Regions from separate parts of the Homo sapiens genome. Here region 1 is linked to region 2. A link is a loop called in an ENCODE intact Hi-C map of the cell type or tissue named here. Cell type or tissue: gastrocnemius medialis. All regions are shown on one strand. Each heading gives the region's core, and the rest is flanking DNA. Links, peaks and the distances in the headings are about the cores only. Region 1 overlaps AGBL1 (AGBL carboxypeptidase 1). Region 2 overlaps AGBL1 (AGBL carboxypeptidase 1).

Region 1 (8,341 bases), core at 262-8,261, 77 kb before region 2:
AAATGCATTTCAAGAGGCAAGGACCTTCAAGTTAAGAGTTTTGTAACATATTTAAAGCATGGGGCAGGGGTGGTGGGGAGGTGATCCATCAGCAAAATGGAAAGGGAAGGACTTGGAAGAACCTGCAAAGGGAAGGAAGCCCTTGGAGGTGGAGGCCTTAGAATAAGATCAGAAGTTTGATATGAGGTAAAATTACTTCTTTTCTTGGATATGACCTTTTTGTCAAATGGTATTCTGCTAATGTATTTGTCAGGGTTTTAGTTTAAGCAGAAAGAAATTTATTAAGGGCAATTAGTTACAGAATGTCTTGGAGGTTCATGCAGCTAAAGCTTGGGTCCTGCCCAGCTGTAAGCAATGCAGCCAGGAGAAATGGCCGACCACTTGGTACAGATGTTGCAATTGAAATCCTGAGGCTGTCACTGCAGTCCCTTGGTATCCATTAGACTGCAGACCATAGAACAGAAATTCAGTTTCAATATCTACAGGAAAACAGAACAAAACAACAAAAACAACCGATTCCACCACATTTATCTTTGCCTTCAAAATCTCGAGTGACAGAGTTGGCTTGGTAACAGTCAGATTACCTGTGGAACTCTGACTACTAAGGAGTCTGGGAAATTTAGACTTTAACTCTCCAGCATTAAGTGAGCTGGGACACACACTACAAGGGTGTTGGGATAGGGTTGGGTGAATCAATCTATAATGTCTGCATCTTAAGGATTATGTAAACAAATTACATGGGATTATTAAAAGAATCTCTTTATGTTAAGAGTACCCTCAATCCCTGGACATTCTTAGAAATTTGAATTGAGAAGACTCTGCTTTCCTTTGTTACTAAGATTGGTTAGTAACCTATTGAATGAGCCACTATTCTATAATAGCAATGAACTAGACACTTTACCTGGCATAATTTATTTAGTTGTTTTTTAACAACTATGTTTGATAAATATTATTTATTTCAACTTTCCTCTTGGAAACTGGGAGGAAGACAAACTTAGTAACTTGTCCTGTTAATACTACATACATGCTGGGTAGTACGTCTGGATATCCAGGACCGGCAACTAGATCTGCTAGGTTGAGGAGCCCAGAGTCCCATATATTTAGAGAGCCTGAAGAAACCATAGTCAGGAGACAAAATCTTCAGTTGTTCGTGGTGGAGTTTTTGTTGTTGTCGTTTGTCCGTTTTTGATTATTATTGTTGGAAGTGAACCTCCTGAATGAGGAGACTTTGACTTAAAGATTTGGGGAAGAAGCTGGTTTGCTTGGGCAGTCTTCATTTGGCATTCTGAGGAAAATTAAAATAATAAATGTATTTGCCTGAGGTGAGTATTCTTTTTGGGAATATCCTTCGTTCAATACCAGGGCATTTGATTAGTGCTCAGTGTCTGGGTAGGAATCAGACTCCAGATTCAAAGTCCTATCTAGTAAGACAGTTCTCTCTGGTTCCTTTTGTTTGTATCTGAATGCAATTGTAATTTTATTTTATTTTATTTTACTTTATTTTATTTTATTATTATTATACTTTAAGTTTTAGGGTACATGTGCACAATGTGCAGGTTAGTTACATATGTATACATGTGCCATGCTGGTGTGCTGCAACTGTAATTTTCTAGGGCCACTTGTTGTGGGCAGAAATCTTCAGGCAGTTTTTTTCTCTAACATTAAATAAATCTATCCTTGATTTCTTGAAAAATGCATGAGCACACAGAAATTGCCCTTGCAAGGTGTGGGCGAATAGGGTGGGTGTTAAGAGATGAATCCAGACTAAGCAAGTGCCAAGAGGTAACATTCTCTTCTTTACATGGGAATAATTAATGCACGGCTATACCACATTTATTTCTTAACACTCCTTCTCACTCATTTTCAGAGTAGCTCATCTTATTTAAAAAATGGCATCTGATATTGTGACGGAATTATGTAAAATCTAGAATTCTTGCTCTAAGGATTCCCGCATCTCCAGAAAGTTGGAGAAATTGAATAAGTAATTTGAATTTCACTTCTATTTTTTTGTTGACTTTGGACAAAAAAAAGAAAACCCCCTTACATCTTCATTTGACTCCACAAGCCATTTTGAAATTGTTAGCTGAAAAGTTCTAGGGAATTGCATATAAAACTAATCATTACCTTGTAATGAAATGGTTCTGCAAGTTACTGCTTAATAATACTTGAAGTCATCAAAAAGTTCAAAGATTAATTACCATGTAACTGGCAGTGTTTAGATTGGAAAATTAAGGCTCCAGCGAAGAACTGAAAAATATCCATATAATTACCCAGGTATAAAATGCAGCTTAATACATTCTGGAACCCGGGCTTCTCAAAATAGCAAGTCCCTTTTGAGAGCGTCAAGTGGTTTTTCATTATTTTTCATTATTCTCATTTTTCATCTTACAGCAGCCAATATCATGCTTGTTTACTAATAAGTAATGGCCACTTTCCCTTTAGCAAAAAACACCTGCACCACCATGAAATAATTAGAACCAGATCATTTGATAGGATATTATTTTTTTTGTCGTAGATCCTGGCAATTAACCAACACATCATATTTATACATATTATTTTGGGACATATTTATGAGCTGTAGTTTGCAAAACCATGCCACAAAACTATAAAATGTTTGAAGCCATGTAAAGAGAATTATGAGTTGACTAATTTATATTAGGATAGTTTTGTATTTGTGTTTTTGTATTTGTGTTTTTTCTCCTTTCCATATCCTTGCAAATAGTACATCTTAGAAGACAAGTGAGAAAAAAGGCCCAGAATTTCCTTTAAAGAGATTCTAGGACAGAAGGAATCCAGAAATATGGAACCTAGGAATCCTTCTTCCATAAGTCTATTTGGTGTTCTACACTTTCCCTAATTTATTTCCAAGTACCTTTCTCACTTTGCATAACTGGTTTACAAATTTGGCTTAGAAAACTGGCCCTTATGTTTTCAGGAGATTTTTAAAAGTAAGACATAATTTAAAAATTAAATATGGCAAGCAGTGCTAAGTTCAAGCATGAGCCATATGCTAGCAAGCAACCACCACCTGGCAAGTTCATTGCAGAACAGTTTTGGGATGCTGTATATCCTGTTTGAAAATATTTGCTTTAATATTTCCTACCTGAAGAAAAGAAGGTCACTTACAAAGGTAGAAATAGAGAATAAAGAAATGGAGACTGGCCCAAAAAAGAGAACTAAGCTATCTGATTGAAGACAATGACTTGTTATCAGAAGCAGCAGTTGCTGAGTTAGGTTATAGAGAAGGTGACATTTTAAGGGGTGAGATGCATGAAATATCAACTAAAGATTAGTGTTAGGAAACTTTTTTTTAAAGCAAATTTCTCCAACAAAAGGTCGTTGAGTTTGAAATAGGTGTCTCTTCTTAGCACATCTTTGCCTTCAGACAAAAAAACTCGAACTTACATGTATAACACTTTTTTATGGCCCATCCTCAAAATGATCCTTACATTCACCATCTTACAGCTTCAAACGTTGCCTTTTCCTGTAGTAGCAACCATCATGGTTCCTTTAGTTCTTTTAAGTTTTTCTTCTGAATTCTATCAGGGAGTAAAACTCTTTCTTGGCAAATGTTGGGGAGAAGCAGAAAAGAGAATATGCATGTTTTTTCTTGGCTTATAACTGTTGATGATTACATCTATCTATCTATCTATCTATCTATCTATCTATCTATCTATCTATATTAAAGCCTTCTTAAAAGCCCCTCAGAAACTTACTCATCCCATTCTCTTCTGTGCCTGCTACTTACTGTGTTGCTTCATGATGAGAGACTTCTAGTTTATTAATATTTTACCTGCCCATGGACCCTGGTTCTCACTCATGTTACATCACACTTTATTTCCGTTTGTGGGATATTACCTACTTCAATGAAGTCTCATAAAGGAAGATACTACATTCCCAAGAACGTCTCTTGGCATATATCTGTCTGTATCTGTGTGTATCTCTATAACTTATCTATCTAGATCTGTTTAACCTTCAACATAGAGATAACTATATCTAGATTCTTTTTAACTTTAACATGGAGATCTCTCCATCATGGTACAGATTTAGATGCTACCAGTACATTTTACATGAAGATTTGGTGGAGTTATTATTAAACCAGTTGGAATGCCCTGGGAGAAAAGCAAGTACTAGTAAATAGAAAAGATCATTGCTGTGGTTATTACATGTGCCCTCTGGAGAGAGCTGCAGAGGAACCTGGAGCTCTCAGAGACTTAAAGGGAATGGGAGTCAGAATCTGGTCAGTTTATGCTAAAGATGAGAAATGATCAAGCCCTGACAACAACTTATGGATGCTATTATACTTGGGAAGAATTAAACTTTATATCCTTTGGAGACTAAACAGCTCCCTAGATGGTGGGAATAAATCTTGAAAACATTTTTGATGATAGTTAGGGATTTAAATTTGCCGAGTTCTTTTTGTGGCTATACAGGGAGACTAAGTTTATGAGTCTCACTGAATGATTCCATATACAGAAACAGTGGGCAGCATTTTATTTTTCAAGTTTGACTCATCAGCTCTCAACTTTGAATTATATTTTTTTAGACTTTATATTATTATTCCCATTTTCAAATGAGCCAGATGCTTTCTAATGAGGTTTTCATTTTTTTTTTCAGTTTTCAGTAATTGCATTGTAGTATTCTTGATGGCAGGGAATATGTCTACCTGATTCACCATTGTAACCCCAGTTCCTATCACAGAGCCTGGCACTTGCAAGGGACTCAAATATTTCTTACCTGATTCATTTCCAGTGGACAAATGTTCAAGTTCCACCATGCACCTGTTCCTCAAATCACAAAGTAGAACCATGTTGCAATGCTGGAGAGCCCAATGCGGTAATATAATTCTACCCTCTTTATTTTTAGTCTAGCATATACTTAATATGTAATGTAGTAAATATGTTAACACGTAAAAACACATCGAGATTCAGATTCTATATCTAAGGGGAAGCTGGGAATATGCATATCATTGTTTCTGACCTCACAGTCTAGTAATTGAGGGACACACAAACAAACATGAAATCTCAATATTGTGCTATAAATGCAATTCATGGAGCTACTGAACATAAAGGTGAGGTAAAGGTGAGCTATAAGTATTTGTGGTCAGACAGACCTGCATTTAAACTGAACCTCAGTCATCCACTAATTACTTTACGTTGCAATTGTCCCTTAACCTTTCTTTGCTCCAATTTCTTTATCTACAAAAGGAAGATAATAAGACACTCAGTATAGAACTGTCATAAGCTTTTCATGACGTAAGATAGGTAAGAAGCAAATCACTATGTGTGACCCATTATTTGGACTGCTATTAACCATTACTCCAAAAATCAGAGAAATTTTCCTAAGGAAGTGAGGGTTCTTTTGTATTTACCTTGTTGGAAACAGCATCCAAATGAGGGGCCATAGTATGGTGAAGAATTTAGATTTGTTTCATAAGGAGCATCATGTATAGCACTGACATGTTTTGGCTCTGTGTCTCCGCTGAAATCTTATCTTGAATTCTAATCCTCATGTGTCAAGGGAGGGAGGTGATTGGATCATGGGGGTTGTTTCTCCCGTGCTGTTCTTGTGATAGGAGTGAGTTCTCATGAGATCTGATGGTTTTACAAGCATCTGGCATTTCCCTTGCTCATGCTCTTCTCTCTCCTTCTGCCATGTGAAGAAAGTCCTTGCTTCCCCTTCACCTTCTGCCATGATTGTAAGTTTCCCTGAGGCCTCCCCAGCCATGTGGAAGTGTGAGTCAATTAAACCTCTTCCCTTTATAAATTACCCAGTCTTAGTTATTTCTTTATAGCAGTGTGAAAACAGACTAGTACAAACACTAATATGTATATCAATTAGTATTTATCCTGCCTCGTTTCAGAAACGGTAAGAGTCAACTCTGGCATCTCATGAGTGATCCATTTAAATTATATCAGGTTATTTGCATCTCTCCTTGAGTTGTACCTAATCTTATGGTGATTTGGAATCTCCTAAATGGTGTGGCAATATTGCTGTTGCTTCTTGGTAAGGACAAAATTCATCCTAAAAGTCTTGAAGGAAAGAGACTGGGAAAGATATAGTGCAGTGGTCCTCAACCAGGACTGACTGTGGTGTGTAAGAGACATTTGACAATGTCTGGGAACATTTTGGGTTGTCACAACTTGGGGCAGGGGTGGAGGATGCTTCTGGTATCTGTTGGGTAGAGATCAGAGATGCTGCTGAAGATCCTACAATTCACAGGTCAGCCCCTCGCAATAAAGAATTACTTGGCTCATTGTATCAGTAGTGGTGTAGCTAATTAACCTTGGCATAGGGAAAGACAATATGGACTAGTGCTTATAACAAGTCTGTTATCCAATGGTTTGGTGAGTAGATTTCAGGAAAAGAGACATGAAAAAAACCAACCCCTAAGAAAGCCAAGTACAGGCTAGAAGACAAAGGGATCATGGGAAGTGACAGAAATTCCAGCCCTTTAGTATTTAACATTAAGAGTAAATATGAAAGGAGTGGGAAGAAGCACCATAAATTTCATTGGAATTCATTTAAACATTCGTGAATCTGAGAAAGGGGGAAGGAGACTTCCATCTGTTAAGTGCATGTTCTCTGACAAGCTTTTGACATATCTCAGGTTAATTGTCATTAGAAAAGGCTTCAGGTGAGTAGTATTACTGACTGTTGAGAAATTTGGGTTCTTAAACATACAGCTGGTTAATGACAGAATCAGAACTCAATACAGAACTTTCTGAAGTGTTTCTAATTCACCATATTTTCTCCTTAGCTGGTTCTCTGTTTCAAGCCAATGGTGGAGGCAGAAACACAACAAAAAAACCCAAATCAAAAATAATAACAACAACAAATCTGGCCTCAGGAAAAATGCAAAATGGAAGGAAGCGAAGCCAAATATGAATGCTACGCATGTGTCTTGATTGCAATTTAATGTGATCCTAAACTAAGCAATGCCAGTTCTCTTGGCTCTGGCCCAAGACACACCTCAAAAACCTGGGTCATACTGTTTTTTCTTGCACAGAAATAGCTATATCACTATTCTTGGGGAAGGTATAATGAGGGATGGGAAAGGCTATATGAAGCAGTAGGTGGAGTGTGAGGCCCTGAGTTTTTATGTCTGCATAGAAGGAAAGCCACAGAGGATTTTAATGTCTAAATACCAAAGTTTCTTTGGAAGAATTATTTTCCAAACTCACTTTCCACAAAGAAAAGAAGCATCGGTGGCCAGAAACCATGGAATATAAACCAAGAGCTCAAAGCTAAGGTAGGAAAAGTTTAGATTAGCCAATAAGGGAGATGCTGTTTAGACAGAGCCATCGGGGAGTGAGCAGGGTCCCGTGGGAAAGGCTGAAGGACTCCCAGTGCCAAGTTTCTAGTGCATATTGGATAAAATAATTGCAAAGGACTCAAGTGGTCTTTTCTGGCCCCAGGAGATAATTGGTTAGCTGAGCAGAGCTGTCTCACCCATGGGCCAATGACAAATTATATCAATCCATTATTTTTTCAAGAAGGAGAAAAGAGGGTTTTTTCTTTTTTTTTTTCCTATTGCTCAAAATAAATTTTGTCTGTAAGGAGCATCAGACAAATAGACCCTAGAGGCCGAAGTTTTTTATTAACACACATATAGTGACTTAACTGAGCAAGAGTGGTGCAAAAGTCTCCTCTGTGAATTGTTCCAGCACGCCACAAGACTTTCTGCAAGAGCCTTGTTCCTCTGCCCACTCTGCCCGCTGCCCAACACTGCCACTTGGTGTGAGATGAGAGTTCCTCAGTACTGCCAACCACTCAGCATCTAGCCCTCTCTGCTGAGCCTTCCAACAAGGGAGCTAATAAAAATGTGTAGGGCTCTGTGCTGTAGACATGTGCACAATAGGAAGAGGGTTAGAAACATATCTCAGAGTGTACAAGATTACGAATTGTTTGGAATGATTTTTAGCTATTCTGAAGATGTGTGGACTTAACATAGCCCCTTGGGGTTGGTGGGACATGCTCGTTGATTTTCTCACTGTTCTCTGAAATGCTTATTTTCATGATGTTTCATGTGTAAAAAGTATTTTTTTCCAAAATAAAATGCTAATTTTGCCCCAAATATACAGGATAGGCATTGACAGTCTTTCTACAACCAACTACAACACACTCAACCATTTACTACCCAGTTGCAATCCCCAAAAGTCAACTCGTACTATGAATAAGTCCTAATCAGTTTGTGACAGACCCAATAGAAGCAGGGAAAACCAAAACAGTCTACAACACTACAGTTAGAGCTCTGTAACAGCACAAACTCCAGAAAATACTAATGGGGTCTATGCTGATTTCAGGGGCTCTTTCCCCAGAGACTTTTTCCTGCCAAGAA
Region 2 (8,341 bases), core at 19-8,018:
CCACTCTGGCTCCCTTCTAGTTTGAGCAAAGGCCCTGGTTCTTATTGAAGGAGTACCAGAGTGGGTACCTGAGCCCCTGCCACAGCACCTGGGAAATAACAGCTGCTAGTTGAGCACCAGATGATCCAGAGTTAGGAAAATCCCTCTATGTGGAGTAAGGCACAGGAGGAAGAAGAAATGGGGACATTCTTTGTTCCCCTCACTGACCTGGGATTAACCTTTAGAACAGAATTTCTCAAATACTTTTAAATGTAACCCCATATTATGAGTACTTTTTATGCAGTGGCCCAGTATATATAAAGAGCACAACACATATGAACCAGACATATGCTACTTTCTATTCCTTTAATCCTATTACTTTTAAAAATAGGATTTTAGGACACACTAATTGGTAGCAGTCCAACAGTTCAAAAATGCCACTGTAGAAGGTCTCCCGGCATGACCTCCAACCTCATAACTTTTCTGGGCACTCCCTAAGGTGTGCCCTTAGGGACCTGACAAGTGACAAACTGACTATTAATTGTTTTGCAGTTCAGAAAACAAAGAGATCATAACCAGGACCATGGGTTTAGAGGAGCTAAAAAATACAGAACAGAAAAAAATATAACTTGTTTTTCTTAGATGCTTTGTTCATGACCCCCAGAGAAAACGTGTCACAATTTCTCTTCCCTGTAAATGCTAAGAATCTTTTAATAACAATAAAAGGGTGAAATCCATCTTAGGCCCCCCACACCCTGCTCAGGGCAGGCACTTCATCATGCTCTGCCACTGTCACCATAAATAAGATCTAGGTCTTACAAATGTGTCTGCTACCTGGGACAAGCCCAGAGCCAGATCACATCTTACTATCCAGAACGTGGTTGACAAATGTACCAGTTTCCCTTAGACACACAGCATATTCCTTGCTGCAGTGTAATTGGATTTTTTTTAAAAAACTTTTTACTAGAAGATTCCATAGAAGAGGAACAGATGAGTGAGCGGTTGGGATCAGCGTTGAGCCTCATAACTTTCTCTTCAGTGTCTGACTTGCATCTGTTCAAGTAGGTCTGTTTTATTAATGCTTACTGGCCTACAGCTATAGCCATAATATTAAAGATACAATGTTAGCACAGCACTGACACATAGATTGTTTTCCATAGGAAAGAAATTAATGTTTGCATAGGATATTGAACCCCTGGCTTTCCTCCAACTTTCTGGCCTCCATGTTCAAAGGCTGGATTAAAGATACAGATTACAAAGGGGCTCCTATTACCATTGAGAATGGGGTAGAGATCAATGAAAGTTAACCATTACGAATGGGGTAGAGATCTGTGAAAATTAACCATTAAGAATGGGATAGAGATCAATGAAAGCTAGACTAGGGGTCTAAGGCTGAGATACCACCTCACCTCAATGTGAGACCAGACTTCCTCTGCATTGATCAATCCTCAAGCATCAGGTAATCCATATGGACTAGCAGGTACTTGGTAAAGAAGGAAACAAAGTGATCCCTTGACTCATAAAACATCCAAACAGCTTTGTCAGGCAGGTGGCAGAATTTCATTTGTCATAAATGCTGGGGTCCTTTTGTCACTAAGAATAAGAGAATGTAGCCACCTCAAGTTTGATCGAGGCCAACATTTATGCTCAAAATATTGTAGGGTGGAACATTTAAATTCAGTTTCTACATAGCTGCCATCCTGTATACCAAGGACTCTGAAACCCCAGCCCAGGAGGCCCTTCTAAGCAGATGAGAACAATGAGAGTCTCAAACACAAGGGAAGGCGGGGGTTGAATGGGAAGGTCACAACCCAGTAACCTGGTCTGTGCTTCGGGGCAGGACTCCAGACAGATGAATAGAGAGGGCCTTAGAAACCAGAGGCCAGGTGGAGGGAAAGCTGCACCGATGGAGGGCATTCAGAATTGGGAGCCAGGGGACTGGAGGTGATACTGCTGCTGACTCCCCGAGATGTTCAGACTAGATGCTGCTGATAAAAGAAAACTGACTCCTCAGGAACTCCCTCTCCTGCGGGAACAAGTTCCTCTTGGGATTGGTTGCCATGAGTTCTGGGTCAGAGGGAGATTAGTCTGTGGCTGACCAGCCTGATTATGGTTTTCTTCTGGAGCTGGGCTTGGCAAAGTTATTCTGCAAAGAGTAGTAAGTATTTTTAGCTTTGTAGGCCATAGGCTCTGTCTTGCTATCATTCAACTCTGCCCTTGTAGCACAAAAGCAGCCACAGACAATACATGAACACTGGGTATGGCTGCATTCCAAAACAAGAAAATATATATTTACAAAAACAGGCAGTGGGCCAGATTTGCCTTGCAGAATGTAGTTGGCTGAGCACGTGTACTTTGGGCTCCCTAAGTCCTGGTTTCCTCATTTCTAAAATGGAATAATGATACCTATCTCTAGGGTTGTTGAAAGGTTTGAATGAATGGATGCATGCTAATCCTGCAGCATTATGCGTGGCACAATAATAAAAATAACAATAGCAATACAATCCGTATTGTCATTATTATTATTTTCCCATTCCTGGTCTAGGAAAAAGCATTCAGAGATCAATTCTGCCCACTCATCTCACTCACTGCACTTAATGAGCTCTCTTCTCAGATCCATATAAGATAGGGTATATGGGTCAATTATCAAATTCCAACCTTTCTCTGTTCAAATGCATAAAAGCCCCATAACCAATCCCTGCCCACTCTTCCTGTGCTCACTGAGATCTTGTCTAGCTCATTCTTCTGCAGGCATCCTGGCTGCCACTCAACAATGGACTTACTAAGAAAACCTGAGTCATAGTACCCCAACCTGGATGGAAAGAGTATGACAGGTGCCCAGCCCTGCCCCATTTTCTAAGTGGATAGCACCAAACTGAAGGGATTGCTAAACAGTGTGTCACTAGTCTTGGCCGGCATGCTCTTCCATGCAGAAGAGATTGGGCAGATAACCATCTCTTCTGGAGGATATTAAGTTGTGTTCTTGGAGATGAGAGGATGAACTCAGTTGACCTCTTAGGACAGACTTTCTTGTCAAAGGATACTTGGAATCTCTCCTTCCTGTTACCGCTGGGGAAGGGATAAGTAGAAGGTAATGAAGCATGAGCCTCCCCTACAGGAAGGAAACACACTAGGCATCTCCAAGTCCAGTTAGAACTTTGCCATCCACTGTAAGCAGGCTCACCCTCTGACCCTGGGAGACAATGAGATTTATCTATATCTTGTAACCATCAGTGATTAGAAACACATCCAGACAAAGAAGCCCAAGGGACACTTACTGCTCCATAATTTAACAGCTTCTCTCCGGACACTCCTTTGGATTATTTAAATTGCATTTTTTTCCAAGATACCGTGACCTCCCCATCTCATGAAGTGTGTTTACCAACCTTCTTCTCTCTTCTCACATTCTTCTTTCTCCCTAAGGTCAAAGCTAAAAATGGTGACATTTCTAATGACACATGTCTGTGTTTTAAAACGGAGTTACCCCCATCATGGATAACCCAGCCTCCACATCCACCTCATGTTGATGTTGAGGAAAAACAAAGAACACTGGAAAGTGTAAACTGCGTCTGTTCTGGAACAGAAAATACCTCCAAGAGGGACTGATTTCCACATGGAGTTTAGTAGCTCAGCGATGCCACCCACAAAAGCAGATCCTGTGTTTGCTTTTGTGTCATGAGACTCTGGAGACAGAATGAAGACATGCTTTTATGCATGCAGTATGATTTTGTGATTAGGGTTTTGTTCCTGGGCTGGGCTTGACAAAGTTCTTCTGCAAAGAGTAGTAAATATTTTAATCTTTGCAAGTCATAGGGTCTGTCTTGCTATCATTCAACTCTGCCCTTGTAGCACAAAGGCAGCCACAGACAATACAATGGGCATGGCTGCATTCCAAAACAAAACCTTTGTTTACAAAAACAGGCAGTGGGCCAGATTTATGTTGCAGAATGTAGTTGGCTGACACCTGTTCTGGAGAAAAATACTCTTTTCTCCACAAGGCCATCCCTCCTATCCATCAAGCTTCTTGTTCATGGCCCAGTGCGGGTGCTCCTCGGTACTTCTATTTTCCTCCTTTCTCCTTCGCTTTTCTTTCTCTGCTCCTTTCTTTGTTTCTCTCTTCTATATCTTCAATCTCTTTCTGTTTTTCTTGTAAAGCACTTGCCCACCACATTGTAATGTAATCATCTGCACCCAGATCTGTCCTCTACTGGACTTCCTTAAGGCTCTGTTTCTGAGAGTTTGTAGTTTTCTGCAATGCTTTATAGGCAGTAGGTGCTCGTTCAATGTTAGCTAATCAGCCTGCTCAACTGGGACATTTTACTCCTTTTCCTGAATGCCTGGTCTTCCTCCCATAACCTCCACAGCAGCTGTGTTTCAGGAGCAGCTCCTCCTCTCTGTTTGGAGCTCTCAGTGTTGGAGGAACAGCCACTGGGATGGGATTCTCTGAGTCCAGGAACCTTCAGCAGCTGGTCCCCGCCTGAAGAGAGAGCTGCTGTTCCAGTTCACAGCACACCTGGTTGTGACAGGAGAACAAAGGAGCCCTGGCAGGAGCATGAGTCAGACCAAGAGGGGGCGAAAGCCTTTTGGTGAAGGTCCCAGAAGGCAGAAGTCTTTTCATAGGGCTCGGGTCAGAGGTGTTCCACCCAAGAGGATGTCTGGCAGGTGGCAGCTTCCTTTCTGCACTCTTGCCCCATTCATCCTCTCTTTGGCCCTCATCTCTTCAAGAGAAGGACTCCTTCCTCCTGTTTTGCAAAATGACTAATTTTCATTTATGCCAATCTAGTTGACAGACCCAGGTCAACGCAGGGCTAAGGTAAGTGTCTGACTTCACAAGCCCCTGGGGCAGCAGCTCCTCTGATGGTTATAAAGAGCTGCTCAGGGGATGTTGGGCCTCCCCACATGGTCTTTTTTTGGGAAAGAACTTACCTGCTGAGTGTGCATCTTAGAGGCCTGCTGTGCTTTTGGCTCCAGAAATGGTGTCATCTGGGGCTTGGCCTGAGTCCAGGTTGCTCTTGGTCTCCTTCAGTGAGACATTTCCCCCTCCCACTCCTCCTTGCCCTCTTGCTAGTTTCACAGATGCACCAACACATCCATTTTTAATCTGACCAAATCAATTACAAATGTTACAGATTGTAATTACCGAAGGAACTCCCAAAAACTAATTATGTAATATGCAATCCCCACAATAAATTACACCTTTCCTTTGGCTTGATGTTCCAGAAAACTGTTTTCTGAGGAGGCAGAGAAAGTGTTGCTCATCTCTGCCAGGGATGCTCACGAAACGGCTCTTTATTTAGCTCCGCTGCATGTTTGTGGGTGTTTGTCAGAGGTGGCCACAGGCTTCGTGCCAGGGCTCTGGGCAGCAGCCACATCATCTTTTGCCACCATAGGGGATGTTGCCAGAATACCCATGGGACCATGTCTTCTTGTCATTCCACCACCAAGAGAAACTTCAGTTTCCTTGGGCAAAAATCTGGGAGTTCTGGTAACGGAAAGCAAATAGCAGATGCAGGAGATGCTTAAAAAGGAAAGAGAAGCAATGTGTTAACCTTGGCCTGAGACTAGTGGAGTCCTGTTAAGTGATGGATCACTAGAGCGTTCCTCAGCAACAGTGCCTGTCAGAGAAGAAATCCAGAGCCGACATTTACATTTTTCTTTTCTTGTTTTCTTTTCACTATCATCAGACAATGGAATCTCCGAGCTTGCTGAATCTCAGCTTTAGGTACCAATAAAGGCTTTCCTTGACCTAAATGCATTTGAAAATCACACTATAAAATTATGTCAGTGATAAAGTAAGAAATTCACTCATTTAGAGGACTCATAGCCTCAGAGTTGCAGACCCTTCACTGGGAGCTGCCATTCATGTGAAATGCTATTCATAACTCTTAATAAAATAATCAGGATTAAAGGGGAAACAGGGAGCAAACTTGTAAACATCTCAGGCATGGAGCAGGGGATGGAGAAGTTTAGGAACAATTGCTTATGTCAGGAGGGCCAAGGAAGGCTGACAGAAAAGAAAACGTTCTTTGAGTCTCAATAGTAGTGAGAGGGTTCCCAGTGAGGAGTGAGCTTGGGGTTTTTCCTGTGTGTCTATGTATGCACGGGGGTGGTATGTGTATGTGGCAGTGACTATGTGTGCATATACATGTGCACATGCAGATGTGAATTGTGTGCATGTGTGTATGCATGTGTGTGGATGTGAGTGGGTGTGGATGTGAGTGTGTACATGTGTGCATTTCTGCATTTGTATATGTGTTGCTGGGTATGGGTGTGTGTGCATATGTATGTGGGTGTACATGTGTGTATATGCCTCTGTGTGTGTGTGCACGTGTGTGTGTGTATAGGGACATCAAAACACACAAGATAAGAACCCTTTACTCTTCTCCTGCAGCCTTGGCCTTTACTTCCCTGTTACAGCCTCCGTGGTTCTTACTGTAGATTCCCATTGAACTGACCGCCTCCTCTCCTAGGAGGGCCAGGGGAGGGGGCGTCTGTGTGTTCTTCAGGTGCACACCCAGCCCTGAGCCTGCCTCCTGGTAAGTGCTAGCTCAGTGTCTGCAGAGCGGTGGAACTGCACCCCACACTGATGGGATGGGGGACAGTTAGTGTGCATGGCGGGCAGTTCTCATCTCACCTCCTTCCTCACCAGACATGCTAAGTTCCATTTTGCAACATGGGGAGTCTAGGTTTTGTCACTTGTTTTTTGAGCATTTGTTTTTAAGACAGAAATGCAATTTTTTGAATTAGCATGGACCCAATTCTGGCATATAGAATAAAGTCTATAGAAATCTGAAGAAACTTTTCTTTTTTCAAAATTCTTGACATCGGAAGAAACCTCGTGGAATGCTCTCAGTGTCTTTTACTGCAAACCTCCACATCCTCCTGGTGATTCTCACGTTCTCGCCTCTCATGTCCACTTGGTAATCTGTCATTTTAGTTTGGAAATGATTCAGGAACCTACTCAATCTCTCTTTGTAAAGCTGCTTTTATGAAAACAGTCATTCCTCCTTGCCTGTGTCACCACAAAATTGCTAGCTTGGTTTCTTTTTCCATTTCCCTTATTTCATTCTGTACACCTTGCCGAGGTTACTGTATTACTCTGTCTTGTACTGGTATAAAGAAATACCTTTACATGGCCAGGGGAGGAGGAAGATGGCAGAGGGGGTAGTGCTATTTATTTATTTATTTAAGATAGGGTCTCACTGTGTCACGCAGGCTGGAGTGCAGTGGGGTGCTCTCAGCTCACTGCAACCTCCGCCTCCCGGGTTTTAAGCAATTCTCCTGCCTCAGCCTCCCAAGTAGCTGGGATTACAGCTGTGTGCCACCACGCCCGACTAATTTTTGTATTTTTAGTAGAGATGGAGTTTTGCCATGTGGGCTAGGCTTACATACTTTTAAATAAACAGATCTCATGAGAACTCACTCACTAGGTAGTACCAAAAGGGGATGGTGGTAAACCATGAGAAACTGTCCCCACGATCCAATCGCCTCCCACCAGCGCCCACCTCCAACACTGGGGATTATAACTGAACATGAGATTTGGTGGGGACACAAATGCAAACCATATCGGTTACCTTTCAGTAAGAAGATCTACTTGCATTAAATGGGAAACTATGAAATTGCCCGTATCCAACCTCTCTTGACCTGCAAAAATTCGCGGTCTAACACAGGTCACCATGACACGGCTACCTAGTTCTCGAGTCTGTGTTGGCCTCTCATGACAATGGTTTTTTGAGAAGAACTTGCTGTACTTTGTTTCCTAATCACTTCCTCAGAATTAAATAAGTGGGGTGGTATCCAAAATCTCACGTCCCATCGATGTCATTTGCTGGGTAACCAACAGTGAAGATCAGATATTTACCTCTGAAATGCGATGTTCAAATCAAATAATAAAACATCTCTATGTACACATTTTATGCCTCTTTGTAATATCAATTGAATTCTATCCTTTCTGAAGTCACTACACCATTTCTCCCAGTAAAAAATTGTCTGCCAAATCTGAGTTGGTTCTGACACTACTAATTTTGAGTTGAGTGACCTTAGATAAATCACTCACCTTTTTAAGCTTCACTGTTTTTCATATAAAATTTAGATATATTAATAATAGTTAACCAACTGGGCTTGTCTGAAAATTAAAGTAAAAGTGCATATAAAATGGTCTGTAGGGTTATTTGCACCTACTAAGTTCTCCATGGAGTTGAGTTGGCATTATTTTTCTGGATCAATTCAAGGCCAACTCTGTTTGGATCAGTCTTGTCTGGACCCTTTCTGATACTCTGTAACTAAACGACAACTCACTGGAGGCATTTTCTCTAAATCCTCCTAAGTCTGAGAGGAGAGAGAGGTCTTTATTAAAAAAACT

What was found. Hi-C counts contacts between places; a loop is a spot of excess contacts. Peaks named below come from ENCODE experiments on the same cell type or tissue, not always from the same donor. Only the 100,000 strongest peaks of a DNase experiment are listed, where the experiment ranks them.
Region 1: it touches region 2 in a loop (3-fold over the local background); 2 of 110 quality-filtered maps call a loop at or near these places.

What each region holds. Positions count from the first base shown.
Region 1 is chr15:86,797,676-86,806,016 of GRCh38, forward strand. All of the region lies in intron 22 of AGBL1 (AGBL carboxypeptidase 1), which reads left to right. Among named protein-coding and RNA genes, the nearest start is that of AGBL1-AS1, 480 kb to the left of the region's middle. In gastrocnemius medialis, for the core only: no CTCF peak of the experiment used is centred there; a DNase peak (open chromatin) is centred at 4,776; H3K27ac peaks cover 362 bases.
Region 2 is chr15:86,874,486-86,882,826 of GRCh38, forward strand. All of the region lies in intron 22 of AGBL1 (AGBL carboxypeptidase 1), which reads left to right. Among named protein-coding and RNA genes, the nearest start is that of AGBL1-AS1, 560 kb to the left of the region's middle. In gastrocnemius medialis, for the core only: a CTCF peak has its summit at 3,092; a DNase peak (open chromatin) is centred at 5,329.